7 separate regions of the Mus musculus genome follow, and all the other regions are linked to region 3. A link is a loop called in an ENCODE intact Hi-C map of the cell type or tissue named here. Cell type or tissue: left cerebral cortex. All regions are shown on one strand. Links, peaks and the distances in the headings refer to the core of each region. The heading gives the core; the rest is flanking DNA.

Region 1 (4,463 bases), core at 318-4,317, 52 kb before region 3:
GCATATGTGCAAACACACACACATACACACACACACACACACACACACACACACACACACACACACACATTGTGATAGAGACTAGATAAATAAATAAATAAATAAATAAATAAATAAGAAATTGGATGTAATTTAAATAAATAAATACTATGAAAAGAGAACTTTGAGCATAAGTGCTTCTGGGTTAGCTCAGAGCTCTCTCATGTGATAAACAGCTCTAATCAATCATGCCCCCCTCATGGTACAAGAGGCCTGATTAAATCCCAGCTAGGCTGTATTGCAGCCAAAATGAGGGATGCTTTTTTTTTTTTAAAAAAGCGAAGGCACCAGCATTGCCAGCTTTCCATCTAGAGAGATTTTGAAAATCTGATAATAAAAGAGAGATAATAACACACGGAGCAAACGTATCCTAAGATGAGACTGACCTGGATTTAGCCACAAGGCATCTTCCGTCGTAGGAAAGGTTGGGAACAATCAAGCCTTACCTTCAAGGGAGCCTATGTTGAAATAACGTTAGGATTTCTATTATGAGAAATTTCTATTATGAGTTGTTTTCTAGAGTGTATACATTACTGGATCTTTCATATGATGGCAACCAAGAGATGGATTTGTCCAGAAAAGGCAAGCTCTATAAGTTCTGGAACTTGCTTTAAGTGACCCAGGGATAGACAGTTCTAGATGCAGAAGGGTCTTCTCCATGAGTAAACCTCATCAATGTTCCCAGGAGGAGCTTGATCCTAAAGTTCCAGTCTGAAGCAGTGTAACTGTGTTTATTTATGAGGGGAAATGGAATAATGAAAATCTTAGAACATTAGGTTTCTATCAAATACACACAACCAAAGGCTACCTTAAAGTAGCTGATGCAACAAATAAAGATTTATTAGGATGAGATTTTTCTGGTGTTCTGAAATTTTAAAAAATCACCAAAACCTCCAAAGACTTTTGGAGAAGAGACACTGAAATAACTTATATGTAAGATCCTGAAGGAATCTTTTGCATATGGTAACATTTCCAAAAGCTCTCTTTACTTCTCATCTATGTCTTTACAAGGTGAAGTTATGTAACTCTATTTTGGAAGATTTCCCAGTGTGCTACATTCACTACAGTCAACGAGAGAGAGAGAGAGAGAGAGAGAGAGAGAGAGAGAGAGAGAGAGAGAGAGAGAGAGAGAGAGAGAGAGAGAGATCTTGCTTTAGAGCATGGATTTAAAAAGGGTATGTCCATTGTTTCCCTGAAGACATGGCCACAGGAACATGGTCACATTATAGCTGCAGTCAGTTTGCAGAACAGGAAGTATGGACAGGCTATAAAACTTCAGTACCTTCTCTTAATGTTCCCTGCCCACCAGGAAATCTCTACCTGCTAAAAGATCTACATCCTTCCAAATCAGCACGAATGGCTAGAGATACAGTATTCAAATACATGGACATACATGGGGTACTCCATAATCATATTACAATGGTGAATATGTGGTACCTTTTGATCAATAAATCATCCCTACATCTTTGGAAGGTGAAGTTATGCAAATCTATAGCCCACAGTTCCTGAGAAGAGAGAAAATAGAGATTCATTTTTCTGATGAGCTAGTTTGAGAAACAGCTCATCCATTGAACTTTCACTGTCAGTCCCCAACTGGACAATGCAAAGAAAAGAGTAAATCAGGAATGGAGAGATGGTTCCAACACTAAAAGTTAGTTTCACAACCAGTATAAGTAACAAATAAATGGGAGTTATGTGTGAAAAACATGGAAGTAACTAACAACATAAACTCAGCAGAACTCTCTTGACTCTAGAATTTACATGTTAAACTTTGAAAATTATGACTGCCAATTCTACCAGCAGGATAGGAAGCAAAGAGGAAATGAATGTTGCTGTAGAACTTTAGAATTTTAATGCCTTTTCAGGAATAATTTCAGAGGAGGATCAATTGTGGATAGTATTTATTTCTCTGTAGGAAAAGAATGATGTTCTTTACGTTAATTTTGTTTAATTTTATAGAAAGACAACAGTTTTCATGCACTTTAACTTTCTGGCTCTGTGTAAATGATGGAGACTTTTATCCAGTGTGTGTTACATAACCCTGGCTAGTTCTTTCACCCAGCTGCACAAGGAGAGCCAAGGGATCTCCCTAGAGTTCCCTTCCCAGCCAAACCCCAAAACACAGAGGATTCTAAGAAATCCAGCAGATTCTGCCCCGTGTCTGGGGCCAAAAACTTTCTTGGTTTTCTGTGCTATTGTCAAGTTCTTTAGTGTGCTCTGTCCTTGACTCAGGAACTATTAGTGAAATTTAGATAGGCACAGAAGCCAAAAAACAAAAACAAAAACAAATAGAAACTTGACAGTGCCTCCTGCTTAACTTTGGTTCTAGACTATTCAGGTCCTATACCCCAAACTAAAAAAAAAAAAAAAAATGGATGATCAAGGCTTGCTAAATCCACTAGAGATCACCATGGAAGTGTGGAGAGACAACTCCAGGGTAATAAAGTATTACCATGTTTGTTTTTATTTCCAGTAAATATGTATTTTTTGATGTATGAAAATGTGTACCTGGAAAGACTAAAATTAAGATACTCTATTCTAGTTAGCCATATCTTTGCATAAAAATCTCTTATGGCACTCATAGATTTACAAACATACACACCTAACCACAACTAAATCTATTCATATATCTGGTGGAGTGTATATATTAAAATAATATAATCAAAAGTAGACTTTTTCCCATAAAGAATCCTGACATCCCCTTAGCCGGTTTGGATATCTGTACTGCTCTGGAATTCTTCAATGCTCTTTGCTATGGCCCCAATAGTTTTTTACCAGGCCAGCTACACTGGGATTTCTGCCATCCTTATTTAAAAGCCCTCATTACTATTTTGAGAATCATCTCCTTTGTATCTTTACATGTTCTTTTTTTTTTTTTCTTTTGGTTCATTTCTTTAGAGAGTTGACTCTTCTCATTCATTATACAACACACTTTCAGATTGCTGCATTTCTTAACCTTGAAATTCTTTCTCTAATTTCTTTGTTCCATCTGCCTTTTCTCATATAGGTAGCTGGAAAGGAGGGAATGAGTTAAGGAGGAAAGAGAAAGGGAGAGCAGGAAGGAGGGAGGGCAGGATGAGAGGGAAAAAAGCAAAAGATAGAGATAGCAAATTAGTAAGTTATTCTACAAATTTGGCAAAAAGAATTAGTTCCAGTTGAGACAATAACTTTTACATGGACTGAAACATACCTACATGAAGCCTGACCACAGCGACTAAGGATGTGTTGACTGAAGATTTTGCATGTGGTATCACAGAAACAATAGTTGACACAGCTAGAGCCCACTGTTAGGTTCCTTTCCTTTTCAGAGAGGACAGCCTTTGCAGCAATGGATTCAAGTCCCAGAGTGGCAAAGGCCTCTAACACAAGACATTGTGGCTGTCCATACACACTTCTCCACTACACTGCAACCTCTTTGGCTTCAACAAGCATCCTCTAAACTTTGAGAACAAGTTAGAGGAAGGAGTGACTTGAAAGGTCTACTTGGAATCTCTGAAATGAGGGAGAGGTAAGACAACTGTGGTATTCAACTAGGCATCTTCTGGGTGACATGGGGCACCTCAAGAGTCATTGAGAGTCAGGGATGGCTACTGCATCCTATGAAAGACGTATCAACTTGGAGTTGATGAAACAATGATAGGCTCACACCTCAGAATGAGTCCTTTCTCTTACATCATTATCACTTGTGCTGGTTTGTAAACTCAATCAGAGCATAAGGAAGAGTGGTTTGATTATGGTACAGATGTGTTTTGTTGGTTTTGCTTAAAAGAAAAAGTGCCCAAGCCGTGTGTGTGTGTGTGTGTGTGTGTGTGTGTGTGTGTGTGTGTATAATATGTGTGTACATGTATTACATATATAATATATAAAGAATTGATCTGCATTTCTAGCACAAAATCATTAGGGGTCAATCTATTGCTGTGTTCATTTAGCAGAATAATAGTATTAGGCTTTCTGTAAATTTTTAGCCACTTAGTGTCACTCAGGCCTCAGCTCCATCCTATCTATCTATCTATCTATCTATCTATCTATCTATCTATCTATCTATCTATCTATGGTTGTGACATAAAAGATATGGCCACCTAACATGGAGGATACCATCGTCTGTGTCTGTCAGCACACTGTCACCTCTGAAATATTTGCTTTTAAAGGCAAATTTGTACAGATTCCATTTTCTTCCCAAACTATGATTACTCTCCTTCCACACAACTGATACTCATGTAGCTAGGACACTCTGTTCCATCTGGGTTTCCTTCACTACTCCCAAGCATCTCTCTTGTCTGTCTCTCGCAATCTCTAAGACTTGTGAAAAATACCTGAAGAGTTTTCAATTTGGATATCAGTGTAAAAGAACTGAGAGTTTCTGGCAGTTTGTGTACCTCCCACCAACAGCTTGTGGCCAATTGCTAACTTGAGAGAAAATATGC
Region 2 (4,463 bases), core at 239-4,238, 1.2 Mb before region 3:
CCAGACCTCCAGAAGTAAAGAGATGAGCTGTGAACCAGAAGTGAGGGGATGTGAAGCTGAAGAGGAAGTAAGAGTTTGGGGATGAGATAGACACAGTGTGATGTGATGGATGGATAACTGGGGCAAAGGTGCTGGACTCGAGGATGACTTCCGAGAACTCTAGACTGGAACAGTTGAGTAGCTGATTTTCCTGTGTATATCTACATCCCCCTAAGAACCATCCACCAGAAGGTCTCACTTTCCTCATTACTGTGAGTCTCCCAGCTGCCTTGTCTGCTTCTGCACAGTCTCCTTCCATCTCATTTCCTGGACAGCAGGCCAAAACATTTTTCGGAAAGGGAATAATGAAAATCTAGTTTTTAAATTGTTTTGGTGACTCTGTTCCTGGTATTATCATTAGGTGTAGTTGGTGCCGCTTTGTCTTCTGTTCACTGCGCCTTAACTTTCAGTCTCCTTTCAGGTTCCAAAATGGACTCGCTTTCTCCATATTCAGCTTCTTTACATAGAGTTCTGCCTTTGAATGTTTATAAAGGTTACATTATTCTGCAGCTCTTGGATAAGTGTCCTTTCCTTTATATTCCCACGGGTTGCCAATTCATCCCACCATTTAACACCAGTGTGCTTGGAAGTGTGTCATTGATGTCTCCCACCAGGATCTGTGAACTCACAGACCTCCAGGCCTTTCCTCAATATATGCAAGTGTATATGGAACGGTTTAGTATATGTGGAACTGTTAATGTGGGACTGTTTGTTTAGTATATGTGGAAGTGTCTAGTGTATATGGGACTGTCCAGTGTATATGGAACTGTTTAGTATTTATAGAACTGTTTAATGATTATTTGGGGCCCCTCATTTGCAATAAAAATCATAATGAACAATATTTAAACATGTTAAGGAGGAGAAGGAAAAGGTAATTGGGGACAGCTAGAAATTTCCTGTTGGAAATAAACCAAATTTTACCATTAGTTTCCTCTTGAAGTCCCTGGAACAGACTATTTTAGTCCTATAATATCAAGTAGGCTTTATTTCCCGTGTAAAACAAACCAGAAGCAGCTGAAGTGGAGAACGTACCACTTTTACTTTATTTAAGGAGGAGGTGAAGGACAAGAGTGGCAGACTTGCACAGGAAGACCAGAATTAGGGCAAGGTTACCTAAGTGTTTTCAGCGAAGGATCTTCGCTTCCTTTCCAGTCTAAACAGTGTACCATCTTGATTGAGATGCACTATTAAAGATGCGTTCTTTCTGTAATCCAGAGTGTCCTTAGCTCTCCTTAGAATGGCGTTTCCTGTGGTGCTGCATGATTTGTAGTTCCTTTTCTTGACAATTTATTTCCCTTTACATTCCAGTACAAAGTTATAAGTACCTGAAACACTTTCTTTTTAATGTCCTTGAAGTTCTTTTTTAATGCTGCCTTTTTAATTTAGAACTAAGTTATACAAAATTTACAGTCACCTAGGTGTGATGAAGCTGTAACCCCTGCGTGCAGTGGCAGAGGCAGGAAGGTGGAGCGTCTAAAGGCCGTCTAGGCTGTAAATCGTGACACTGCCTCAGCTGTGCAGGAAGCAGAGCAGCACACACAGCTCACGTGACTGTGGGCAACTTTGTGTGCTTTTCCTTTCTCCTTCTACAGAAGGACTTGTTTTTCACCCAGATGAGTGGCACCACTTCAGAATCTTTGAAGTATGTACGTCTTCCTAGCTCTGCATCATTCTCTGTGGATGAAACGGTGTGCATCCATGATAATACTGTCTAGTGTGATCATCCTGGCCATAGGAGGGCTGTATGATGGAAGGTGTTCTGAACAGTTAAGACTTTCAGCAAATGAAGCAGGGTGCTCCTGATAGTCGGGTGTACAGTCTTCACAGCTAGAAACAGTTTTCATCTACATCAGGAAATCCCATGAAGAAGAACTATCTGCATTAGCCAGCAGAGGGTAGTGTGTGCATGAAAGTGAACCACTGGCTTGTGAGGCTCCTTTGGCAAGTGTGTTAGAGTTCCTAGATGGCGTATGTGTACAATTAGCAATACTGATAGGACAGTGGTTACGAGGCTCTGTCTAAAAGCTGAGATCTAAAGTGTGTGCTACCATAACATTGCTGTTCCACGAAGAATGTCCTTTAAATGTCAGGCTCCATTTTGAAGGACCCACTAATCTACCATGTGGGAAATTGACTGAGTCATCTATATGTGTTCACATAACGTCTCGTTTTTTAAAAGGACAGAAGAATAATGAGAAAAGCATTGAGCCTTTGATGTGTGACTTGGGCAGCAACCCCACAGTGCTGCTTCCCAGCTGTATGCCTTATGGCAGATCGTTCAAGCTCTTTCAATCTCTGTTTCCCTATCTCCAAAACACAGATGAAAAGAATGCAGAAAAATTAAATAATTACCATAGACAAGACCCAGTTGGTAACAAATATAGTAGTGCTTTTATAAATGAACCCGTCTCTTTCCTGTAACATTTACAATTGCTGATTGTCTTTGAAAGGAGAGAGGTGTGAGAGCTATTGGTTTCTGATGGTTTCTGTGTTTTCCTCCCGAGCTTAGTTACTGGCTGAGAAATGACAGGAAGCAATAGTGTTGTCAGATGCAAGGTTTACTTAAGGAGGAGTTGATACGAAAGAGAGCTGCAAACTTCCAAGGGAAGGCAGTTGTTCATTTCTCTTTGACACCCGCTTTTACCAACAGCGCTACTACTCCTAAAGTGGGCATTGTGGCCTTACTCTTCATCTCCACAGCTTTCACTTCTGTGGTTTCCCAGCTGTGACTTTCTACTTCATATGCATGCAGTATTTCTGTTCATTAGAAATGTACAGAATTGTGGTTCTGCAATACATAAATGATAGATACCATGATTGATCTCCGTGGGTGGGTGTGGGACGGTTATAAAAACCAAATAAAGACCTTGAGTGAATGAAGAAGGTCAAAGACGGTTGCTTGAGAGCACCCTTTCCCTTTCAGAGAAGCTTGATGGCCTTCAGGATACTGAGTGAAGCCTAGCCTCCAGCTGTTCCTGATGGAGATGAGAGGCAGTGTGAACAGAGGAGAGTACGGTTTAAAATATGTAGAGCTGAATGTTATCACCCAAGTGTGAGCCTTAAGAGGAACTGAAAGACCTATGGGCGGGGAAAGAAAACAAATTGAATTTGCTGTTTGTTTTGAATTGTGGTGATGTCATTCTGTATGGCATCTCTATGTGATGATAGATGTTCCATGAGGAACATTTTTCTGTTAGGATATTCCCACAGAGGTGGGAATGTTAGCCATAGTCCCTGAATGTCTGGTTTATCTCGAAGCAAGACTTACTGCTGCCAGGTCCTTGGCTGCCCAGGGAATTTCAGAGCTTTGGGGTTCCAGGAGTTTCTGTAATGCTGTATTTCACAGCTGGGGGATAGTTCGTTTAGAAAGTGGCTATTTGAGCACAGGACTCATATATTTACTCAACACAGATTTCTCTCTGTTTCTCAGAATATGAGGAGAATGCATCTTTTCCCTGAGCACCTGACATTTCGACAGCTAATGATCCTATCAACTGTCTGCTGGCTATATACTTCTGCTGCCTTGTCTCTGTGGCACTGAGGAAAATACATCTTGCCCTTACTGCTCAGAGTTCTTTTTTATGAGCCTATATTGATTGCTCAAAATACTGGTGTGTCATTTTCACCATGCCTACAGTCAATTTGGTCACCTCTGTCCGTTCTGTGTCAAGAGTTTGCCTCATTCTTCTCCTTTAGTTCAGTGATAATCTATTTGCCAAGCTATCTCTTTGCTCCATGAAAGAAACCCGTTTTCCACAATGTTTGACTCTTATCTTCTCCCTCCTTGATGGATTCACATTAGAAGCTGGGGTGAGAGAGGGGCACTGCCTGGCACTGTGGCATTCTGCATTTCTCTCTGCAAGTCCTCATCACAGGTGCAGTAAGGTGTTCCTGCAGGTAACTGTGGTGTATTTTGAGAGGTCCTATGTGGCTATGGAAGCCATAAGGAGAATAGTGGGCAGAAAGGCAGAGCTAGGAGGGAGTTGCAGCCAGTGTTTGACTCTTGTGCCAAAGAAGAAAACAAGACTCCAGCCGGGCGTGGTGGCGCACGCCTTTAATCCCAGCACTCGGGAGGCAGAGACAGGTGGATTTCTGAGTTCGAGGCCAGCCTGGTCTACAAAGTGAGTTCCAGGACAGCTAGGGCTATACAGAGAAACCCTGTCTCAAAAAACCCAAAAAACAAGAAAGCAAGACTCGATTAAGGGAAGTGCTATATGAATTTACAGTAAATTTCCAAAAGTCTGTGTGTAGTTGAATGTGAATTTAAAGAAATACATAGGAAATGGAACTTTATTTCAACTTAGGTTTCTGTTTCTACTTGAAATTGTTTGTGAGACTGAGTGTGAAACTAATGTTTCAGGTTTCTGTCAGTCCTCTCATCTAACCCAGAATGTGTGGGGCATTCTAACCCAGATCAACTCTTT
Region 3 (4,463 bases), core at 226-4,225:
GTTTGAGTAGGGGTGTTGTAGGAACAGAAAGTGGATTAAGAGGTATGGGAGATCATAAAGTAGGGTGACACACAAAAGGGGGACTTTTGATTTGTCTTTGTGTTGGTAAGCCAAAGGTGGTTGTATATGTGTATTCAGAAGTATGATATGACCTCACTTAGGTTTGGTTTAGAAGTCAGCATAAAACGTAGTAGGATCCTGAGTGTATTTTGAAGATGGAAAGAGGCAGCGAAGAAATTATTTGCAAAGTGTATATGCAGCAAAAGAGGAAGAAACTAAAGATGGGTTGGAACAAAGATACAGAAGCATGTTTTGACATGGTTGTGGGAAAGGGCTGAATCTGAGAGAGAATTTTATTAGGTTTCTGATACTTCATGTCTGTCTCAGGTTTTTCAGTAAGCAGACAAAATAAGACTCCAGGCACTTAGATATTCCGCGCCTCTTATGCACCCAGGGAGACTGAAGGACAACATAAAAAAGCTTTTCCCTAATAGACGTAGGGGCTAGGCAAGATATTTATGATCTGTCTGATTTTTGCTCTCTCAAACAGGACTTTCTTTATGGAAAATTTCCTAACCCAGAAATAAATCTTCATAGAATCTCTACCTGAATTCAAACCCCAGTTGTGTGTTAGATCTGTAAAATGGGAATAGCAAAGGATGACATTGGATTATTGTAGGGAGTAGATGAGCCCTCTCAGAATATTGTATTGGTATTACTGCTATTGTTTCTTCAAACTTGAATCTTGAAGAACAGGTCAAAATTTTGCTATTACTTTGCTACTATTATATACATATATTGTATACCACTGGAATTAAAAATAAAATGACATGATAGGGAACTAAGCTAAGATGGCATGTTTCTCAATATCTGTACATTAATTAAAGTTATAAAAATAGTATTACTTAGAAGAAAATGTATTGAAATAGCTGATACCAAGAGACATTTACACACAGTGTACCTGTTTCCCTAAAGAAGCCACAATTGTGTGGAAGATCCTGTGGACTGAATGGCTGGCTAAACTTTCTAACAGTGGTCCAGGAGAATGCTGCATACAAGAACATATATTTGTGTCCCTCCTCCCCCATAGCCCATAGTTGCCACAGTAACCATTTGCTACAAATTCCTGTATCTTCTGGCCTAACATCTTTGTTACTGTTTGGTATGCACTGTTGAAACCTAGCTAGCCAGTAGCTTCCATCAACATTTTTAATCCCCCCAACCCCTTCCCTCAATGGTACTAGGGATTGAACCCAGATCCTCAAGTAAGGTGAATCAGCCTCCTACCGCTAGATCCCTTTGAAATTAAGAATATTTTAACATCTGAAGCCTATGAAATAGACCCACATGCTTGCTCACATCGACTCACCTATTCAATGTCTTATCCCTTTCAACGTACATTGATGTACAACCTTTTCTCTTCAGGCTATAAAAGTTCATATAATATTTCCTATAACAACTGAATGAATAACCCGAACCCATGCTCTGGATTTACAGCTATTAATGTTAAGCAGATGAGCTCTTCCTTTGGATCAGTGGCCTTGAAACCCTATAAATAGGTGCACAGTACATTTTTCAGTCCTGAATTCAAACAGTGGATGTAACCTCAAAATGCAACATTGTTGCAAGCACAATGCAAACAGTTACAGAATGCGGAAATACTTTCAAAGGTGAAAAGGTTCTCTGGTCCATTTTGTGCAACTTCAAGTAGAGAAAACTGTTCTGAAAAAGATCATGTGCCGGTTAAAATGAACAAGGACTAGATTTTGATGTGTAACACCATATGCTTGCCATAAAACTAACCCATGAAATTTATTCTAGATTCGCGGGACGATTTCTTCTTCTAGCTTCCTATGCTGTTAGGGTTTAAAAGACACCCCAGCACACCCCCTCTCCCATTACATATCTGGCCATTTGTGAGGTGAATAAATTGGAGCATCTCGGGGACCATCCAGTCCACGCCGTGACTTTTCTTGTGCCTTTTTTGTATAAGGAACAAGCGGTAGTCTCTCCAAGGGCACGGCCAAAGGAAACATAGGACTTGACCCAAGGCTGAGTTTTGGAAAGGCTCTTCTTCCTGGTACTGAAGGTCTAGCTTCCTCCCACAAGCCACCTAGATGGACCTCCACCAGTTCAGAACCAGGAGGCCACAAGATGCGCCACGCAGAGGGTGAGGGAGGACCGGAACAGGGACAAGGAGCAGCCCGGTCGCAGCAAGGGACAGAGAAGAGCAGCAGCCAGCGTGGGGACCGCCAGCCAGGGCCGCCGCGCGCGGGATCACGGTGAGGGGGCGTGGCTTCCGCCGGCGCGGCCCCGCCCCTTGAGCGCCGGGCGGTCACGTGACGGCCGCGCGCGTCCCCGTCCGCTGCGGGCTCCGAAGCGGAGGAGAAAAGACTGCGAGGTGGCTGCGGCGGCGGCCGAGAGGTGGGCTCCGGGCCGGACCGGTGAGGAGCGCGGGGGGCCGTGGGCTGCGGGCCTCGGCGGGGCACTGCGGCTTCGTTGGCTGCGAGGCGGCGCTCGGAGTCCGCGGCGGGCGGCGGCGGGTCGGGGGCCGGTAGGACGGGGACGCCCTTGGCCAGCGCGGCCCGGACGGGCGCGCGGAGGGAGGCCGAGCTGGCGCAGCCCGGACTGTGACGGGCGCGGCCCCGGCCATTACTGCGCAGGCAGGCCAGGCTGCGGGCAGCTCCAGCGGGCTCGACCGGGCCTCAGTCGGCCACGGGCTGCATGCTATCTTCCGCCTGCCCTGCCGCCGCCGCCGCCGCCGCGGCTGTGCCTCTGGGTCTTGCCCAGTGCCCGGAGTCGTCCCCTCCTCCTCGCGCTGGCGGAAGCCGCCGAGCGTTCTTGTTTTGATGGCTCCCCAAACCCGAAACCAGCCTGAGGTGTCGGGATACCAGTTGGGCCTCCCAAGCCGGGTGCATCTTGAGAGCTCCGGCAGTCGCTTTGTTCTGCTTGCTGGATGTGGAGTTTTCTCCTTAACCCTCCACCCCATCTGAGAGCGCACGGGATCCCCATTGTTGTCACTGTCTTATTTTCTGGACTTTTTTTTTTTTTTTTTTTTAAAGAGAAAGGGCTATGTGACATTGTTTTTGAGGATGTGGAAATGGAACCGTCCTCTATAATTAGGTAAGATGTTTCCCCACTGTAAGTTAGCACACGCATTCTGACAACTACATTTTATCTGTGTATGTGTGTGTGTGTGTGTGTGTGTTCTTTTGCAAACTAGATGTGCACCTGGAGCTTGGGCATTGAAAGGCACGTATTGTCATAGAAGTTGAATGCGTAGAACATAACAATAAATGATCTGTATCATTAGACTTTTAAAGAACATGGCATATTAAAGAACAAATTAAGAAAACGACCCACACATACTAGCAGAGCGTGAAAAGCGTCTGGGAGCTGTAGAAACACTTGAAAATAGGTGAAGTAAATCTCATTTTAGAGAAAACTCAAGAGTAACTGCTACAGTAAAGATGGAGTTTTGGATATGTTTGCTTGGGTCTTGGATATCATAGAGTTTATTTATGTCTTAATTGGGCGTGTGTAATGGGGAAAGAATGAAAACCCTGTTATTAAACGTTTGAAAGTTTCTGTTTTGTGCTGTTTAAGAACTGAGTCGAATTGTAGTCATGGGGAAATGTCCCAAATAACTGTTCATTAGATAACAGGAATGCAAACATAAATGATTTTTTTTTTTTTGTAGGAGACATGCCATTTAGTAAAAGTGCCACTTTGAAACTGTTGGAGGGTTTGTTTTGTTTTATTTTTTGGATCCAACATGATTCCTTGACTTTGAAGAAGAAAATAATAGGAAGAATTTTTCATATCCATCTGTTTAAAACATATTTTCTGTCAGCCATATATGAGTTTGAAGGACTTATCACATTTCCCTATCAGTATGAGAGATGGAAGATCCGAGTCTTTTCTACCTCCTTGCTTGGTTGCCTTCTTGATCACAGAGTCTGAACTTGGGTAACTGCTGGGTGGATTAGAAACAGTCTTTTTGAGCATACACACTGTTTACACTAGTCTACAGCTTCCTTTGCTTCTTTGTATACTCTCATTTACCTTTCTAGTTAGTTAATACAAAGCCTGTTGTTAAAGGCCTGCTAATTAAAATGTTTGGAGTTGTCCAATTACAGAGGCTGGCTAGAGCAAAGTAACAAAAGCATAGGGATAACTTGGCAAAGGTCACTCACCAGTTAATAAGAGGACTTTCTTATTTATAGAATGTCTGCCAGCCTGAAACATCTGTTAGATGAGAATACATGTATTACATATAAATATAAATTGACATTTGTATCTCATGAGTTAATGAAATCAATACAACGCCCACTTTGCAGAGAAGGAATTTAAAGCCTTACACTTAAGTATAAGGACGGAGACAAAAGTAAATAGAGTCACAGGATGGGGCTTCTTAAGGGCAGTCATACACAAGGCAAGAAGATCCCTCAAAAGTATGGAAC
Region 4 (4,463 bases), core at 229-4,228, 1.2 Mb before region 3:
GCTTCAGTGATTTCTAGATGCAAATGTGGGTGCTGCATACAGAGGACAGCTTTCACAGCATTTCCTGTACAGTAAAAGTCAAGGATTTAAGCTAACTATATTTCCAAAGACCTTAAAAAGTAGCCACTGTACATTTCTTCAGTAACTTTTCTAATAATTTATACAAGGAAAAAGGGGAAAAATGCCCAGACCCTTATAGCTACAAGGATGTTTAAAAGTAGACTGTAATCCTAGTATTCAGGCTCCTGAGGCAGGAGGATCTCAAGGTTGAGGCAGCCTGGGCTACATAGTATGTTTCAAGCCAGCATGAGCTTCCTGGGTATAAAACTTAGTATCAGTTTCTCCTTTTTTTGTTTTGTTTTAGTTTTTTGGGTTTTTTTTTTTTTTTTTGCAAGTTTTCTTTTTGAACAAGCTATTCTAATCACCATTTTTCCTTCACCAACTCCTCCCAGATCTTTCTCACCCATGTCCCCGCACCCTTTCTTTCTCTCTAGAAAACAATTAGGCAAACAAACCATCATTTAAAAAAAAATAAGGAAGAAAAGAAAGGCACAGGAAATGCATAAACCACAAAATTGGAAACCATGGTGTATATGCAAAAGAATAGTAAGACACACACACAAAAAGCCCAAACAAGACTAAATATTGATATATTTATAGAACAGAACTTTATTCAGCTGTTAAATAAAATTACGAAATATGCGAGTAAATGGAGGGAACTAGAAAAAAAGTCCTCCTGACTGAAGTAACCCAGACCCCAAAAGACAAATAGTATACGTTTTCTCTCATATGTGGATGTTAGGTTACCGTTTAAGCATTCGATGAACATGCTACAAACTGTATAACCATAGAGGTTAGGTACAGAGTAAGAGACAAGTGGGAAGGTGGGGCAGGGAAATCTCTCAAGGAAGGGGAAATAGGGCACACATTTGGGATTGGAGCAGGGGATTAAATGGGGGGAGAGATGGAAGAAAGGAAAGGGGAGGGATATGGAAAGGAGCAACTAACACTTAGAGGTGTTTGAGAGTCATGTGAAAACTGAAGAAGCTTAAATTGTTTACACACATAAGAGACGTCTAAAAAGTATCACCAAATAACAGGGGTGACTGTACCCCAACGAGACGTGAGTGCCAGGAATAAGGTAGAGCTAGTTTGTGTTCCTTTGTAGACGTTTCATTTGAGGATAGATTTCTCCCAGCTGTGTAGCTAGCTCAAGTGGGAAGAGTACTGTGGAAATCTACTGGTTGATTTGTGTCAGTTATTTCCAGATCCTCCCATGCTCATTATTAGATCTCTGTTGTCTCTTCACTACATTCTGATATTGGTGGGTTTAATATTCATGGCTTCCTCTGGCTGAAACGAAACTGAAACAGAGCAGAGATTCGTCTCAGAGCTGCAGAGCTCCTGAGTGAGTCCACTTGCTTGCTCAGGTTCCACAAATCCATGGAGCTTTTGTTATCTAATTTCTTTTTGCCAACTGTTAAACTGTCTAGAAATGTTCTTTGTGGAAGATAGAAATCCAGCTGCTGGTGTTACTGATAGAAGTGACAGCAAGGCCAGCAAGGTGGCTTGCTACGTTGCACAGGCCCGGTGACCCAGAGTTTGATTCCACAGACACCATGTTGTAGAAGGAGAAGATTCCTGAAAGTTGTTCTCCAAGCTCAGCAGGTGTGTGTGGCACCTGTATGCACATGTTCATGAAATAAAGTTTTAAAAAGGAATATGATTAACATACATATATCAAAAATTTCTATTATATCCCATAACCATATGTTCAAATTATCAGTTAAAATAAAGTGTGGGCGCTAGCAGCATGGCTTACCAGTTACGAGTGCTTGCTGTTCTTCCAGCAGACCTGAGGTCAGTTCCCAGAACCTCCACGGGGCTGCTCATCACTAGCTTCCTCCAGCCCTGGGCCTTCTGTGGCCTCTGAGGAAACCCACACACAGGTAGCAAACATACACGGAGACACATAAAATATAAATGATGTCCAAGGAGCTTAATAACATGTCTCAAGATTTTAGGAATATATTTTAATGTATTCAGTAGATTTATGGAAGAGAACATCTTTTTGTCCTTATCTAGGAAACAAAGAATGATTCAGTTCAGTGGTCAGTAAATTTGCAGTCTGTTTTTCAGGCGGGAGGTGAAATATATAACATTTAGAAAGAACTTAACATTTTATAGGAAGAAGAGTGACTGAGAAGTGACTCATGGAAGAGCTAGAGGCTTATGTGTATAACTAGTTTTGCTTTTAGAAACCTCTTGGATATCATTTGCATTCATGCATTTCCCACTATACACTTCTCTTTCCTGTGGTTTGTAGTATTTCCACAAAATTGTGCAACCGTCCCACTATAAAGACAACCGCCCCACAGGAAACGTCATTTACTCCCAAAGAAACCCCCAAGTGGAGTTACCCCTCCTCCTGCCTTTAGCAACCACTGATCTAAATCTGTGTGGTTTGCCTGTTTGGTCTGATTTCAGTTTTAAATAGGTAACTTAAGTTACAGGGAAACAGTAATAAAATCAGAGTTAGGTATTAATATAATTGTCTAGGCAAAGTACAGATTTAATAGTTGGCAAACAGTCCACTAATACGGAATTCCGTATACACTGAAGATGTTTTTAAGCTACTATTCAAATTTTCAGTATTATTTTGGACATATGTTTTCCATTGATTTGGTCATTCATATATAAAGTTAGTCCTCTATACCTGTGGTTTCTATATCTGGATTCAGCCAATCTTCAATGAAAAATTGAATTTGGAGTATAATAGTTTTACACATACTAAACCTAAGACTTTTTATTCTTACCATTTTCACAGTAATTCAGTATAGCAAGTACCATTTATATTTGTGTTAGGTATTCTGAGTAATCTAAAGATGATTTAAAGGATACAGGAGATTATACATAGATTATGCAAATGTCTCCCAACTTGCTGTTAGGTATTCTGAGTAATCTAAAGATGATTTAAAGAATACAGGAGATTATACATAATTATGCAAATGTCTCCCGACTTGCCGGACTCTTTGGATTACTGTATAGGGTAGGAGGTGTCCTACAGCCAGTCCATAGATACAGCGGACTGTAAGAGGCTAATGAGAAAGGAGGTTTCTCACAGTAATGTTGGGAGTCCAAAATAAAAAACCAACCTCCAAATATCTTTATATGCTGTCGAACAAATCCTGTGGTTTGTGCCTACCATACCCTACTCAAAAGAGAAAGCTAGCTACTGGCAACTTTGTTTGAGCAATACTAGCATTATTCATGTCATTTAATATTACTTTTAATTATTTTTTTACAGGTGAATTTGATTTATATTTTTATTTTATAGTTATATAAGAAGCCTAAGTATAAGAAATTTTTATTTGTGCGTATTCAAATGTCCTTTCAAAACACGAGTCAGTATACATAAAAGGTTTCTTTAAAGAGTTGGAATATGAGGCCAACTTACACTACATAGTGAAAAGTAGGATCCTACCTAAAAATAAGTGTATATTCTTAAGCATGACACTGTTTTAGAGACCCATGGGTTATACTGTGTATAAGCTTAAGTTCAAAGCCATATTTTCCTCTTTGTTTCTATTTTTAAATTTAGTTTCAGTCATGATGTAAAATATATTTCTTCATGTCATAAATATTTCTATGGAGATTCTAAATTTGATATGGACTAGTTTTATAAAAAGTACATTATTTCTGTCTGTAGAGTAAGTGCTAAAGACTTTTTAGAGGAGAAAAAAACCAAAATGGTCACAAGTTCCCTAAGGACTAGCCAAGAAGGACTTGAAGAGAATTCCTTCCTCTGATAATGGGGTGAAATGCAGCTTGCGTGCCGCCTGGTGAGTGAGTGGTGATGGTTTTGAGCATGTGATTGAGACAGCGAGGAGGAGGTTGTTGAAGGTCAGAGAGACATCGAAAAGTCCCCAAGAGTGGTGGTCAGGGTGATGCTGACACATTAGAGCAGCTAAGCTGGTTCAGGGTCCTTAGCCATTACCTTTCCCATTTAGAGTCTGAGGTTTAGCTCATGTCATAAATGTGTGCAGAGACAATTCAGAAAGACATGAAGGTTTGCAAAGAAAAACTAAAGCCTGCCGTCAGTGCTCTCAGGCCCTTCCTGCTGCTCTTCTCTCTGCTTCAGCCGTGTCCCACAATTACTGGTGTCTTGTTCTGGGCTCTATTAGTGCGTGCATTATCCTGTGATGTAGGGATTGGTCATCTCTGCTCATGTCCATGACTCAGGGTCATAGCCTAGTGACTGTGACCTGGGCACTAATATACCCTGGAGGTTTTATTTGTACTTAGCTATCTGAATTATTTCATAAATAACTTTAGACTTATTTACACATCTTATAGACGTCCTTAACATTTTTTTTTTATTGAAGACGTGATAAAACTCCAGATGAATCATGGTCTTGACTGTCAGGGAGTTGCTGTGACCTGCACTTCTGTCTGATCAGCTT
Region 5 (4,463 bases), core at 238-4,237, 62 kb before region 3:
TAAAACCCTAACTAAGACAACCTCCAACAAAGATCTTTTTCACAGTTACATGGGCACCTGGTATCTGAGAATCTTCTCTTAACACAGCTCTTCTGGGTTCCACAGCGCTTCCACCTTTCTATTGTTCACACTGGAAAGGATGGAGGCCAGTCTCATCCTTTGACTTTTCTTGTTCATCCCAATCATAGTCAGTTAGCAAACCCAGTAACTCCATTTCTAAAATAGTTCGTGGCTGTGAACCTTTACTGGTAGATCTACTACAGCTGCCTACCTGCTACATCAACTTGTCTCAGCTGCTTCCTCTGTTTTCTTCCCCCAAATCTAGTGTCCACCTAGAACTATTCTGTTGAAATATCCTATGTATTGTGGAAAGTCGTCTGCAGAAATTCTTGAGTGCTACCAAGAGGAAAATTTAAATCTCATCCATATCACCCTCTGCCTCCACACTACTGTGTTTGAAAACGTTGTAATAGCTTGGAATCTTGTACTTGCAAAGCTTTTATTAGTGGTCAGAAGATGCAGCATGAAGTTTTATAAGAGTGCACAGCTGGCAGATGCTAAATGTCTAAAATTCTGTTTGATTGAGCTATTTTAAGATAACTGGATGTATAAATTTGAGTTTGGCACATACTTTTAAACCAGTGGAGCTCAGCAGCCTGTGAGGAAATAAATAAAATACAGACCAAGATACAAGACCAGCTTTGTTTTATTTTTGTAACAAACATTATGAGACTTTTTTTGGTTATGTTTTAAAATATTTTCTTTGAATTCTGAATACATTTCCTAATAGTTTCATCTTTGACATATACATTTGTTCCTATTTCATTTTTATTCTGGAAGATTATATTTAGGATGAATTTATAGGAAACAACGAAATTACTGTCATTTAGTAAATGCTTAGTACAGTACAAACTAGTTTCTACTAAATTGTGTTTAAAGTTGAGAGTTATAGGAAATATGGAGAGAATTTCAGTTGAACATGATGACTCTCTTCCAGGAACACGATGGTTATGTTATCCAGCTCATTCTGGCAGAAACAAAGGAGGAAGTTTTTGAAGAAAATACAGCGAAGCCCAGGGATATAACAGTGATCACAGAAAGATAATTAAAAATTAGACTTAAAAATAATATGGAAAAATTGGATAAGACTCTACAAACAGATTCAATAAGTTTCTGGCTTAAGAGAGGAGGATATAATGTGATACTGTTTGCCAAGCCAGAAAAGACAGAAGGTATGTAAATTTAACACCATGAGGATGACAATTCAGCTTGCTGCAGCATATGTTTAAAATCCTATATAGGGCACCAGAAATGAGTTTCATTTGAATTATTTTGAATTATCCATTAGTTATAAAGATACGGGGAAAACTATGGTTAGAAGTTTAGATGTTAGAGGATCCTTGTTAAATGTGGTTAATGTCTTACAAATGGGCCAGAGTTTTTAATATGGCAGATAAAGGACAAGAATCAACTCAGTGATACCATGGAAACCATGCAAGGAAATGGCATCAGGAGGATGAAGGCAAGAATCTCGAACAATCAGAGGGCACATAAGGTAAGAACTGAAATGTGCCTGTTGATTTTAGTAATCAGAAACATCTGCAAGGTGGGGCTTTTGACTGAGACAGTGAAGCACAGATTAGGATCAGAGAGTTGCAGGACATGGGAATATGGTAAATGAGAATCAAAGAAGAAAAATAAAACCCTTGAAATATACCTGATTTAACTAAGGTGCCTAAGAAATTGGAAGATGTGATCCAAACAACACATAGATACCCAATACATGGGGCAGCTATTTTCATGGGAAGAATCCAGAAGTGGAAAAACGTTCTTCCAAAAGGGTCTGCATTTTCTCTCCGATGTAGAGATCATTTGCTAAAAATGATGGAGAACATCAAAGTAGTGAAGGCTCACAAATATTATTGTGGGACATGAAAGAGGAAGTAGACAATGGTTAGTTAGAAGTCTTACTGTGTAGTGCTAATAGCTCCACTGATGTAGGAGACTGTGAGTTTGTAGTGGCTTCAAGCCATGCAGTCAAGGCATTTATTTTCATTGGGGTTTGGCAGCCAGAAAGGGAGGGACTTGTTGATCTAGGGTTAGATGTGGGGTTTTACGAAGGACAGAAGAGGACAACTTACAGTCTCAAAAAGAATTTTAAAAGTAGTAAATCACAAGACTTTGTACAGGGGTGAATAACACAGATCATTCATTGTCTCCTCTTTAGCAAAAAAGCAATGTTGATTTGTGTCATTGATCTCTGTATGTAATATCAGAAAGATGAGGTAGGTAATACTTTGCCTGTTTATAAACCAGGAAAATGAACTCAGATTAATGATTAAATGAACCAAGTGTGCAGATGAGTAATTAAGGTAAATTTGACACTGATATTATTCCTAGAAGTCCAAAAGGAAGAGACAGCAGAAAATTGAGGTGATTGTGAAAACAAAAATGGTAAACTAGAAATAATGATCCCAAGCTGGTTAAGTCTGCCCTGGTATCATCCATATGTATTCAGGTAATGAGGTGGGAGTGTTGGATTACTATCCGTACAGAAGTGACAGTCATCAAGATAGGAGAGTAGTTTTTTTATTATTATTGGATATTTTCTTTATTTGTATTTCAAATGTTAACCCCTTTCCCAGCCCCCTCCCCCAGAAGAGTGGTTCTTAACATGTGGGTCTCGACCTCTTGGGGACTGAGAGACCCTTTCACAGGGGTCACATATTAGTTATCCTGCATATCAGATATATGTTATGATTTGTAACAGTAGCAAAATTATAGTTATGGAGTAGTAAGAAAAATAAATTTATGCTTGGGTGGGGTCACCACAACACAAGGTACTATGTTAAATAGTCACATGACTAGGAGGGTTGAGAACCACTGGGGGTCTGAGTATCAGAGGCTTTCCATGGAAATCTCTGGCCAGGACTGGTGCAAGGGTTCCAGAGAAGGGAAGCAAATGTGGGCAGGGAGGGGAAGTTGCTTCCCCACTTCCACTGCGCTGGTCCGCTCCACCTCCGTCTCTGCCATGCTGTAATTCCGTGCCACCCTGCATTGAGTCTAGTCAGGCTAGGCGAAGAGAAGCCGACTAGCCAGTGAGGAGTGTGGCAGAGCATCAGCTGGAGCTTTGGGAGAGCAGATCTCTTCCCAAGTGTTACAGCTCTTAGGACAAAAGTCTCAGATGACAGAATAGTTCTCACACACCTTTTATTTCCTGGATAGGATTTATATATAGTTTTGGGGATGATTCAGGGTTTAGCAGCAGGTATTTTACATTGGCTTGGACTGAGAGTTTGGGGAAACCTTATTTGCATGTGGGAGGGCTTAAATTTCCATTGGGCAGAAAACTAGAATTCTAAATTTATTATTGGATCTGTATTATAAACATTACATTAGGCTTCTATTTTTAACTATTAAGTAAGAAGTTAATGGAGAGAGTTTAGCTGCATTTTTGCTGAATATAAAAAATACAAGATGGTTTGTATCAACAACTGGCTACATTAATAAAACATCTCATTTTTAATTGAATAGTTGAAAGCATGCCAATGTGTAAAAGAGTTATAAGCTGCTACATAATATAACAAGGTGAATTAATCAAGATTGCATACAGTGGGTTGCTACTGAATGTATTTGAAAAAGCAGAGAGCATAAACTTATAATTCATATATTTAAAGTTGTAGTAAAATACTTTCCTAGGTAATAATGTCAACATAATGTTTTTGTTCTTGTTTGTGATTTGAACTCCTAATTCAAATCTAGTTTGTAACTTGATGGAGTGAGAAATAACATCCTTAAATCAAAATTAATGTCAATATTAACGATATTATTTTACATTTTATAGCATATCACATTTAAAATAGTCCCTTAACTTTATTCATGATTCCTTTATAACATAGCCCACAATGAGTAAAAATTTCTATGGTTATGTGAGTTTCTACTTAATTAAATCTTGTTGTTGGGCCATTTCATACACGTGCTTAACTCATACTGATTGTTCTCACACACACCCCCAATCACTCTTAACTCTTAACTCCCACACACCCTTCGATCATCCACTCCTCTCTGTCAGTTTCTCCTGATCATATCTTTCTTTCTTCCTTTGTCTCTCTTTCTTTCTTTCTCCTTTTCTTTCTTTACTTCTCCCTTTCTTTTCTTTTCTTTCCTTTCCTTTTCTTTTCTTTTCCTTTCTTTCTTTCTTTCTTTCTTTCTTTCTTTCTTTCTTTCTTTCTTTCTTTCTTTCTTTCTTTCTTTCCTTCTAATTCTCCCAGTTTAACTATGACCATCAGGGTGACTATGGGGATGGGAGCATCACATGGACCATCAAATAGAACCTACTATGATCAATAGTGGGTACAGACCTGAAAATAGTGACTCCCCCTCTCCAAGAATCTATCATTCAATAATTCAGCAGATAAGAATACAGTCCCATGAGCTTCTCCACCATTCATGGCTAGCTCTTT
Region 6 (4,000 bases), core at 1-4,000, 170 kb before region 3:
ATTGGCAGCCAAAACGCCTCCCGAGGAAGGCGCCAGCGAAGAAGTAAGTTTGGGGTTTTCTTTTTTTTTGGGGGGGGGAGTGGGAGAGGAGGGGGTATTGTTGTTGTTTGTTTTTGTTGTTGTTGTTTTGGTTTTGCTTTGCGTTATGTCTTTGCTCCCTTCCACCACATTCACCTGTCAGCTGGTTTTGCCTGCCCAGACCCAGCTGCTGGAGGAAACAGTCTTTTCAACCTACACCCTATGCCTCCCACAGGAGATAGCAACTCGGGGCACTGGCTCTTCTACTCCAGTACACAAACCAGTACTGGAGTCGGTGCACCCGGTGCTAGTCTGCCCCCCCCCCCCCCCCCCCCCCCCTGTAAATCAGGATCTGGAAATCTTTCTTTCTTTCCTAGATTCGCTGTAGGGATTTGTGCTTTCCTTTGAGGCTCCGACGGAGGCCTAGAGCCCCAGGCAGTTGGGTCTCCCTGCCTTTGGGTTGTTTGATAATGGCAGGCAAGGAGACTGGGATCATCCCAAATTCCCGCCTGGCTCCGGGAACCTTGGCTGCCCCTCCCCCTAGGTTGTTTTATGGTAGTCTAGTCAATCAACCTGGGGCGGGCCCAAGGGACAGTGAGCAAGCTCCCGCGCTGCAGCTTCCCACGAAGCGCACGAGTGGAGTGGCGCTGAGGCGCCAGGGCTTCCACGACTGTCTGCTGAGTTGCCCCATGTCCCATCCTCTGGGGTTGGAAGTCAGAGGAACTCCAGAGGTTCCGAACTTCAGTCACTTTCACGCCTTGCCTGTCCCCACGTGAATGCTCTGGCCACCTCAGACTCTTTAAAGGGGGTCCCCTGAGACAGGCGCATACTGAGAGTCGGGTTCCCCCAGCACATCTCCTCTCTGCTCTTCAGTCTATTACACAGGAGAGTATTATGTCCTGGCTGTGTGAAACTGTGCCTTTGCTGGAATTAAATGGATGCCTCAGGGCAGCCTCCACCTAAATTGGTGCAAGGCATGCCCGCATCTTTCAGAGATTCGGGAACAGATGTAAGGGTGGTTTCTCTTTTTGTTCCCGGGTGGCCCAGCACGCTGTTGTCAGTGCCCGCAAAGGTTGTCCTTTCGAAGAGCTAAGGACAACCCTGACTCTACCGAGGGCTCTTGGCCCCCCTGGGGTAGTTACTAAGGAAAACTAACAGAAAAAAACCAGTAAAGCAATTGCTTTGGTAGCTTGGATCTGGGGGGTTGTTCAGCCCATGACCTTGTCTGGTTCCCAGATGAGATCTCTTTCCCAAGTGTCCAGCCCACAAAACCCTTGAGGCAGGGATGTTGGTAGCTCTTAGGACACAGGACCACTTGTGTGGGGTGGAAATTTAGCAATCTCCTCTCTCCACTGTTTGTCTCTGTCCTGGCCCAGGACGTGAGGGTCCCCTGAAAGCTCCCTTTGTACCTCTAGCCCAAGCCAGACAAAGTTTGATTCACCTGAAAATTGCCTTTAAAAATCGTGGCTGGGCGGGAATACCAGAAGCTTGGAGTCCGAGTTGGCCCTATTGCCTCTAGGATCGCTTCTCAGCGCAGGAGAGCCTAAACTAAACATGTCAGGGCATCCGATTTATTATTCTTGGCCTCTGAGTGGTTTGTATTCTTTGGAACCCTCCCACCCACTCTATCGCTCAGGCCCTGCTGCTGCGGTATACTGAAGCGGCAGCCTGGGGGGCCACATCGCCACTCCTGGCCAGCTTGGTCCGCTGGGCACTGAGTTTCGGGGCCAGTGAGGAAAGCGAAGCTAGGAAGAACACGGCTGTTTGCCCCGCATAGCTCATGCCAATAGGCTTATCCCAGTCTACTCCATTCTGTAGTGTCCCGGACCCCGGAGCTACACACTTGCCGGGGTGGGGCAGGGTCCTGTGTCTCAGCATCACTGGTACCTGAGTTTTTGGTTGGGTGCGGGGGCTTCTGTTTCTGAAAGAAATAAAAGAAAGCAAAGAAAGTTTGTTATGCGTTCGTTCCCATCTCTACACCCCAAAGGACCAGAGTGGGGAAACTCAGAATGCGCACATCTGGGCTGGAACTAGGGCGATGATTTGTGAAGTCTAAAAGAGACTGCTTTTCTCTCTTCCTGTATCATCTCAAAGCCAAGTCAAAGGCGCCCTCTCGTTGTGTTGCGGGGTTAAGAAACAAAATAAATGGAATTGAGCTGGAATTTCAGTGATTCTATGGTAATGGGTCTGGAAAAGAGGTCTCTCCTGCTGCACTCTTGGTGCGGCTGCTCTTGAGTCGGCTTTTGCGGCTCGGTTGCTCCTGCAATCTTGGGAGAGGGGCGACCCCTTGCGTCCTCCGAGAAGACAGAAGAAAGATTTGGCAGGCGCAGCATAGCTTTTTGCAGTAAGGATCCTTGTTAAATGTCCAGAAACTTGAAATTAATGCAGCAGGTTTATAAAATCACCTGGACCGTGTTTTTAAAAACTACCTGAATAAAAATCTCCTTAATAGTAACTGGGACTATTTTTATAATGAATAATAAGGCAGTAGTCAAATTATTTTAAAACTGGCCAGACATTTCTCTTTTTCCACCATAAGGAAACTTAAGAGAGCAATTGGGAGTATCACGTTTGCTTTGTAGTAATAGCGTCATTTTCTTAAAGGTTTAGAAACATCACTAATGAGAGAGGTAGAAAATTAAGGTTAAAAATAAAAGACTCCTAAAGTCTTTTTTTCTTTTTAATGTGGTCTCTTAAATATCTTAGTACCAAAGGTCCTTACTAGCAAAGATTGTCATTTACGGTGTTAAACATGTTCAGATATAAAGCGTCATGTGAATATTCTTGTGTTTCTCTACAATAATCAATATTCTATTGATCTTCACAAACCAATGATCCTAATTATTACAGTCTACGATTTTCTCTATAAAATATGCAATGCTTTAAAACAGAAGTCTTATACTTTTTAAAATGTCTCTGTAGTTATGGTGCATAAACACATGATTGTACTGATTTTGATTGATATACAGTACCTAGAGATGACAAAATAAATTTCTTCAAGATAAAAACGTAAAGAAAGCATTTACTCACTCCAGAAAGTCATCATTCAGCAAGATTTTTAGCAGCAAGCTCTAGCTTTGGACACTGGACATTAATTTACAAAGCCTAAACTCTTTCTTTGATCTCATTTCCAGCTCAGCCTTTGAAGTTTTGTAAAGGCAACCTTTGAATTTTGTGTTGCATGTTAGTAGCATTTAAACATCATTTTTATCATAGCAATCATAATTCTTTCCTAATGCATCACATTTTTACCTGGATTATTTATGTGGGGTCAGAAACCTTCACTTGAAGTGTAGAAACTGGTACTACAGCATCTCCCTTCTGGAGAGAAGGGGGGTCTAAGAAACAGGACCTTACTAGCCAGCTAGATAGCCAGTCAATGAAATTTGTCTTCTCATATAAACGTTCCTGCCTTTTATGTATTTATACTATGCGCTGAACCTGCCATAGAGAGGATATCAGGCTAATGAAATAATTTACTTGATGATCTCCAGAATTCCATTTTCCCAATATGTTTAGAGACTAGGCTATTGTGCATAACTGGTCATCTTTATAAGTGTTGTTGCGATGATGCTGACAAATGACGAATCTGACTAGAGTGTTTTCTCATCATACTTCATTATTTGATTATCCAGAAGCCTCCCTAGGATGATTCTGCCCCCGAGGGCATTTCCTCTCTGCAAGAGGGTATTAGGTACAATGTTCTTTAATTGTGGGCATCTATTAACTTCATCTTAGTTTTTCAGATTTTTAGATCATTCGTGTTTTAGAAATTCATTATATGCCTACCAATTAAAATACAGCTACTACAATCTGCAGAGAGGGGTGAAAAGAATCAAAAGTACAACAAAAATAATCACACTAATAATATATTTATCGGAACTGATTACTTCCTATGATGGTGTAGGGATGTTGACATATGTAAGCTTTTCTGATCTCTTGGTGATTTTATTGCTGATCCTGGTAATCATGTTAACAGATA
Region 7 (4,463 bases), core at 318-4,317, 49 kb after region 3:
ACAGTTATTATAGGTTAGTAGAATCTATATCCATATATTTGCATACATACACCTATATATACATATATGTATCTATGGTAAGGGGGTCTACCTATTTTACCTAGATATATTGTCTAGCATCCATCATTGAGTATGATTAGTATAAATGGTATCGGATCATGACCCTTCACCCTTAAACCACTGAACACTTATTTATGTAATGCATTGCTTTGCATCATTAGAAATAGACACTTTTCCAAGAAAGGCTTCTATTATGACATGTGCCCATTTTTCTATTAATTTCCCATTTTTTCTCTTCTTCCTTTGTTCTGTATCTCTCTTTCAACACTGAACCTTCTTTTCTGCTCTTCTTTCAGATTCCTTTCTGTACCAGTGTAATTCAAAGAACAGCTCAAGCCTGCTATTGGAAATCCAACTGTAACAATGTGCTAATAGTTTGTTGTGCATACTTTCATCTCAATTTTAAATACACAAACTCAATGGTTAAAATCATTTACTACTGATCCAGAGAACCTGAGTTTGGTTTCCAGCTAGTAACTCCAGCTCTAGGAGACCCAGATTTCTTCTGACCTCCCATTCTTGTGCATATAACCTGCCCACCGCACCCCTATATACATAATTAAAAATAACTTTTTAAAAGATACATGATGGCTAGGGTGTTAAGAGGATAAGAATGTTAGATATTGGTGAATTAGTGTAGTATCTGAAAATATAAGTAGAGTTTAAGATTTCAATGTTGTCTTAGAGCAGACACACATAAACAGATTATATTTGCTATATTCCTGGGAACACAAGGTAATGAAAATGGCTGAGTTACAATGTTAGAAACATTTCTTCAGGACAAAAATCCTAAATTTTGTCATGTGGTAGGACAGCAAAGCAGCTGTTCTATCAGGAAACAGACCATTCCAGGTGAACATGCTCACTGCCAAGCCACTGCAAAGCACCTCTGGCCATCTGGGACCAAAGGTTTCCCTCTCCAATTCTACATGCTAGTTCTTCCATTAAAAGTCCTTAAATTATACTAGAAAACTAACATAATTCCATATTTAAAACAATTAGCATAAGTAAACAAAGAAAAATCATAAGGTACTTTTGAATGAAATATATAACCTGTTTCTCAAGTTTTCACATTACACACCACCTACACCTCTCCCCACACAAACCAAAGAAAAGAACTTTTATTTCCTCAAATATTGATTTTTGTCATCCCAAATCTTAGCACATATACTGTTACAGGGTTGTTTTTTGTTTTTTTTTTTTTTCCTGACAGTAATTTCAAGTTATCTTCTCTAAGTTCCCAGACTACATAAAATCCATCTCCACTACCAACAGCTGTGGTCACATCAAACACTATCATTAACTTCTAGTTCTGACAAGTCGTCCTAGTAAATTTAGTTTCCAAGAAGGCATCCGAAGTGTTGAGAACAGTCCCTGGCAAACGGGGATTTCCAAGATTTTTCTTAAAACACATGGCTAGTTCACCATCTAGCTGGTTTCTTCTAATTCACTTTGTTGCACATCCTCTTTGCGCCTCAGCTAGCTGTCAACTAATTGGTTTTCAAGTCAAAAAGACAAACAAAACAAGCCTGTCTTGTTGCCATCTTCCTCTTCCCTCCCCAAGATTTCACTTTTTTTTTTTTTTTTTTAACCTGTCAGGCTCCTATGAGGGAGCTATTTCTTCAAACTAACTCTTTGATCAGTCTTGGTCACATCTCTAGCACGGAGAACAAGAAACAATAACAAGTTAGAGAATCCGATGTGGAAGTTAGGAAATTAAGAAATGCTAACGTGTGGTGATGTCCTTAGTGAGGTGTTCATAACTCCTTGAGATTTGATAAAAGTGGAGACAGAATAGGATAACTTTAATTGCTCCCATCAAAGTTGGGTTGCTCTTCTTGTTGAAAAAGTTGGCTTCACGAAACAAAGATGTAGGAAAAGTTTGAAATAAGCAAGATCATTTAGCTCACAGGTAGAGATCCCACGGAACATTACCTCGGTTCTCACAAGGGATTCCAAAATATTCAGAAATCGGCTTAGAATTGACCTCACACCTTCTCATCCTTTGAAACTGCCAATTTAGCGGATTTTCCCACGTTCTCTGCAACGCCTCAGGATTTCCCAGAGACCTGCAGGAACTCACGAGCCCACCTGCGCGGCGGCGCCTGCGCTGCGGTGCAGAGCCAGCAGAGGGCAGTGCGCCTGCGCGGTGAGCGTGTGCGCAGCCGCGCGCCCCCTCGCTCTGCATTGGCCCGCAAAGGCGCGCCACCCAATCACGCCACAGCGCGCTGGCCAGGGTGCGGGGGGCGAGGGGGCGAGGGGGAGGGGACATCTCCGCGGCCTGTCACTTGGCCGCAGCCTTACCGCCGGCCCGCAGCCCCTGGCTCTGACTTGCGCTTCCGTGTCCTGAGACCCTCTTCCCGCACCCCACCTTCCGCTGCGCGCGAGCCTCTTCCGGCTTCCACACCGCTCCGGGCCTGTTTCCGCTCCTGGTATGCTCCCCGGGATCCTTTGGCCAGAGCTCCTGAGTTAGCTGAAGGAACTCTGGCGACCCGGAAGTCCCGCCCCTCCCCATCAGACTCTTCATGTCTGGAACTTTCACCTCAACTGCTGTAAGCTAGAGCAGGGAGCTCAGGTTTTTTTCCGTGGTTGACATCTCCTTGGTTTAGGGTTCAGACAAGGGAAAGGAGGCCACCCAAATACTTCGTACCCCAATTGGCTGCAAATGAAAAAAGGGAACGATAAGACAAGAAGGCGAGAGAAAGTTAAAGAGCGCTGAGCCTTCTTGGATTTAAGAGCTGCTGGGGGCAGTATTTTATCGTTTGTCAAAAAATACTTAGCAGGTTTTGTGACACGACTATGTCATGTGCTCTTTAAAGACTCGAAGCAAAATGTTTTTGTTTTTAAAAACGGAAGGAAAGGGGAGAAAAGAAAGATGGGTGTCCAGAGGGGGTCAGTTTTGTCAGCTCTGTACCTTGCTTTGGATGGCACTCTGGTGTTCATAGACTTCTGCAGTTATCATACATAATGATCAAAGAAATAAAAACATGTTTTCTGGTGGGATGGATATAATGTGGCAAAGCAGTAGGGCAGAAATGGTGACCAGTTTATAATACAAAGGTGTGTTTAATAAGGAAGAATTAATAAGCCTAGGTTAGCTGAACTGGTAGGAAGAAATCGTTACTAGAAGTGTTTAATTCTAGTATTTTTCAAAAGGCAGAGAGTTTATTCTAAAGCCAAATATAAGTGAGGTTTGGGTTATCCCCAGTTCTTTGTTCCAATATGAAGGTGTTAGGGTAACAGACCAACAAAAATTATTTTCCAAATACACTGATGGGAATGTGAAAGCATGGGGTGAAAGGAACAAGGAGATTTTAAGTCTCAGATCTTAGGTCTCAGAATCTGTAGCTCTCAAATTATAGTTGACCGCATCCTTAGCAGTTCTACTGGTGGAAGCTATTAGTTTGTCTGTTCCAAAAGACTTACCCAGGGACCATTAAATTGTTAGGTCACAGAGAGGTGGTAGCAAATGACTATTAAGCTAATGATGGTCCAAGATAAATTATCATGTGACCCTGGACCTGTCACATTCCAGCCTCTACACAAACACTGAAGGCTTTAATCAGGCAACTGGCCTTGCAGACTCGTCAGTGTTCCCTGTGGTTGTTTCCAGAGACTTTTGTCCCAGTTCTCCCTGTTGAACTTCCTCAGTCGAGAAGCCACACACTAATTTTTATTTGTTGCTAGGAAGGCTTATTTCTAAAATCTGATGTAAATGGGTTGAGTAATAACCAGGAAATCAGGCTTTAGGAGAAAGGAGTATCTAGTAAAGCCACTAAGGCAAAACTCCAGGATCCTATTGCCAGAATATACCGGACATTATGATTTAGATCTTTTCAGTTTTTCTTTTGGCCAGCCTGATTTTCTTTCTTATGTAGTAAGCAGTATACACTGTTAGAGTGTTAAACAGAAAAACCTCTTGACAATAGTGACTTGACAGAAGTCATTTGCCACTTTTCTCCTTGATTGGATGTGTTTATTGTGTCCTGGGCAGCTGTCCAGTATTGGAAGCCTTTGTTCTTCTTGTGTAACTGTTTGCTACTCTCTTTACTAAGTCGACTCCTATGTAATCTAGATATTATACTACCCTGTCCTTTGTCAATTTTCCAAGTATTTCATGAGTTGCCACTTCTCAAACAATTTACCAGCAAGTTGAAATGGAATGGGTAAAATGGAGAAAAAGTTAAAAAGAATTTAAAAGCATCTTAGGAATTTGGGATAGAGAAAAAAAACTGAACACTTGGTGAACTGAAGTAGCCAAATCATTGTTTATATTTCATATACAGTCCCCTCTGTATGCATATATATGATTTAATCATTGTATTAATCAGAGTTCTTTGGAGTCATAGAATTTATGGAATATACACACATATATGGAACATATATATATATATGAATATACG

What was found. Hi-C counts contacts between places; a loop is a spot of excess contacts. Peaks named below come from ENCODE experiments on the same cell type or tissue, not always from the same donor. Only the 100,000 strongest peaks of a DNase experiment are listed, where the experiment ranks them.
Region 1: a loop joins it to region 3, with 2.1 times the contacts of the local background. A loop is called at or near these places in 3 of 42 quality-filtered maps.
Region 2: a loop joins it to region 3, with 2.2 times the contacts of the local background. A loop is called at or near these places in 2 of 42 quality-filtered maps.
Region 4: it touches region 3 in a loop (2.4-fold over the local background); 2 of 42 quality-filtered maps call a loop at or near these places.
Region 5: it touches region 3 in a loop (2.3-fold over the local background); 3 of 42 quality-filtered maps call a loop at or near these places.
Region 6: it touches region 3 in a loop (2.7-fold over the local background); 2 of 42 quality-filtered maps call a loop at or near these places.
Region 7: a loop joins it to region 3, with 4 times the contacts of the local background. A loop is called at or near these places in 12 of 42 quality-filtered maps.

What each region holds. Positions count from the first base shown.
Region 1 is chr10:29,412,236-29,416,698 of GRCm38, reverse strand. No RefSeq gene overlaps it. Among named protein-coding and RNA genes, the nearest start is that of Gm24286, 19 kb to the right of the region's middle. In left cerebral cortex, for the core only: no CTCF peak of the experiment used is centred there; DNase peaks (open chromatin) are centred at 1,153 and 2,100.
Region 2 is chr10:30,535,718-30,540,180 of GRCm38, reverse strand. All of the region lies in intron 12 of Trmt11 (tRNA methyltransferase 11), which reads left to right. Among named protein-coding and RNA genes, the nearest start is that of Gm22623, 44 kb to the right of the region's middle. In left cerebral cortex, for the core only: a CTCF peak has its summit at 1,933 (motif pointing right); a DNase peak (open chromatin) is centred at 1,947.
Region 3 is chr10:29,359,945-29,364,407 of GRCm38, reverse strand. It overlaps Rnf146 (ring finger protein 146), which reads left to right and starts at 1,966. Exons shown (of 4, transcript NM_001110197.1): 1 at 1,966-2,444; 2 at 3,063-3,123. It overlaps Gm30698, which reads right to left and starts at 3,012. Exons shown (of 2, transcript XM_030245425.1): 1 at 2,739-3,012; 2 at 1,785-2,704. The coding sequence starts at 3,012. The coding sequence ends at 1,899. In left cerebral cortex, for the core only: no CTCF peak of the experiment used is centred there; DNase peaks (open chromatin) are centred at 2,319 and 2,723; H3K4me3 peaks cover 2,570 bases; H3K27ac peaks cover 1,385 bases.
Region 4 is chr10:30,548,083-30,552,545 of GRCm38, reverse strand. All of the region lies in intron 11 of Trmt11 (tRNA methyltransferase 11), which reads left to right. Among named protein-coding and RNA genes, the nearest start is that of Trmt11, 50 kb to the left of the region's middle. In left cerebral cortex, for the core only: no CTCF peak of the experiment used is centred there; a DNase peak (open chromatin) is centred at 2,221.
Region 5 is chr10:29,421,554-29,426,016 of GRCm38, reverse strand. No RefSeq gene overlaps it. Among named protein-coding and RNA genes, the nearest start is that of Gm24286, 29 kb to the right of the region's middle. In left cerebral cortex, for the core only: no CTCF peak of the experiment used is centred there; DNase peaks (open chromatin) are centred at 423, 1,233, 1,503 and 2,020; H3K27ac peaks cover 1,304 bases.
Region 6 is chr10:29,531,275-29,535,274 of GRCm38, reverse strand. Rspo3 (R-spondin 3) reads left to right here. Exons shown (of 5, transcript NM_028351.3): 1 at 1-43. Among named protein-coding and RNA genes, the nearest start is that of Rspo3, 2.6 kb to the left of the region's middle. In left cerebral cortex, for the core only: a CTCF peak has its summit at 2,305; DNase peaks (open chromatin) are centred at 905, 1,317, 1,641, 2,284 and 1 more place; H3K4me3 peaks cover 2,719 bases; H3K27ac peaks cover 378 bases.
Region 7 is chr10:29,311,266-29,315,728 of GRCm38, reverse strand. It overlaps Echdc1 (enoyl Coenzyme A hydratase domain containing 1), which reads right to left and starts at 2,229. Exons shown (of 6, transcript NM_025855.4): 1 at 1,996-2,229. The coding sequence starts at 2,062. It overlaps Gm46218 (a long non-coding RNA gene), which reads left to right and starts at 2,312. Exons shown (of 2, transcript XR_001779751.2): 1 at 2,312-2,492. In left cerebral cortex, for the core only: a CTCF peak has its summit at 2,182 (motif pointing right); DNase peaks (open chromatin) are centred at 2,244 and 2,502; H3K4me3 peaks cover 1,847 bases; H3K27ac peaks cover 1,429 bases.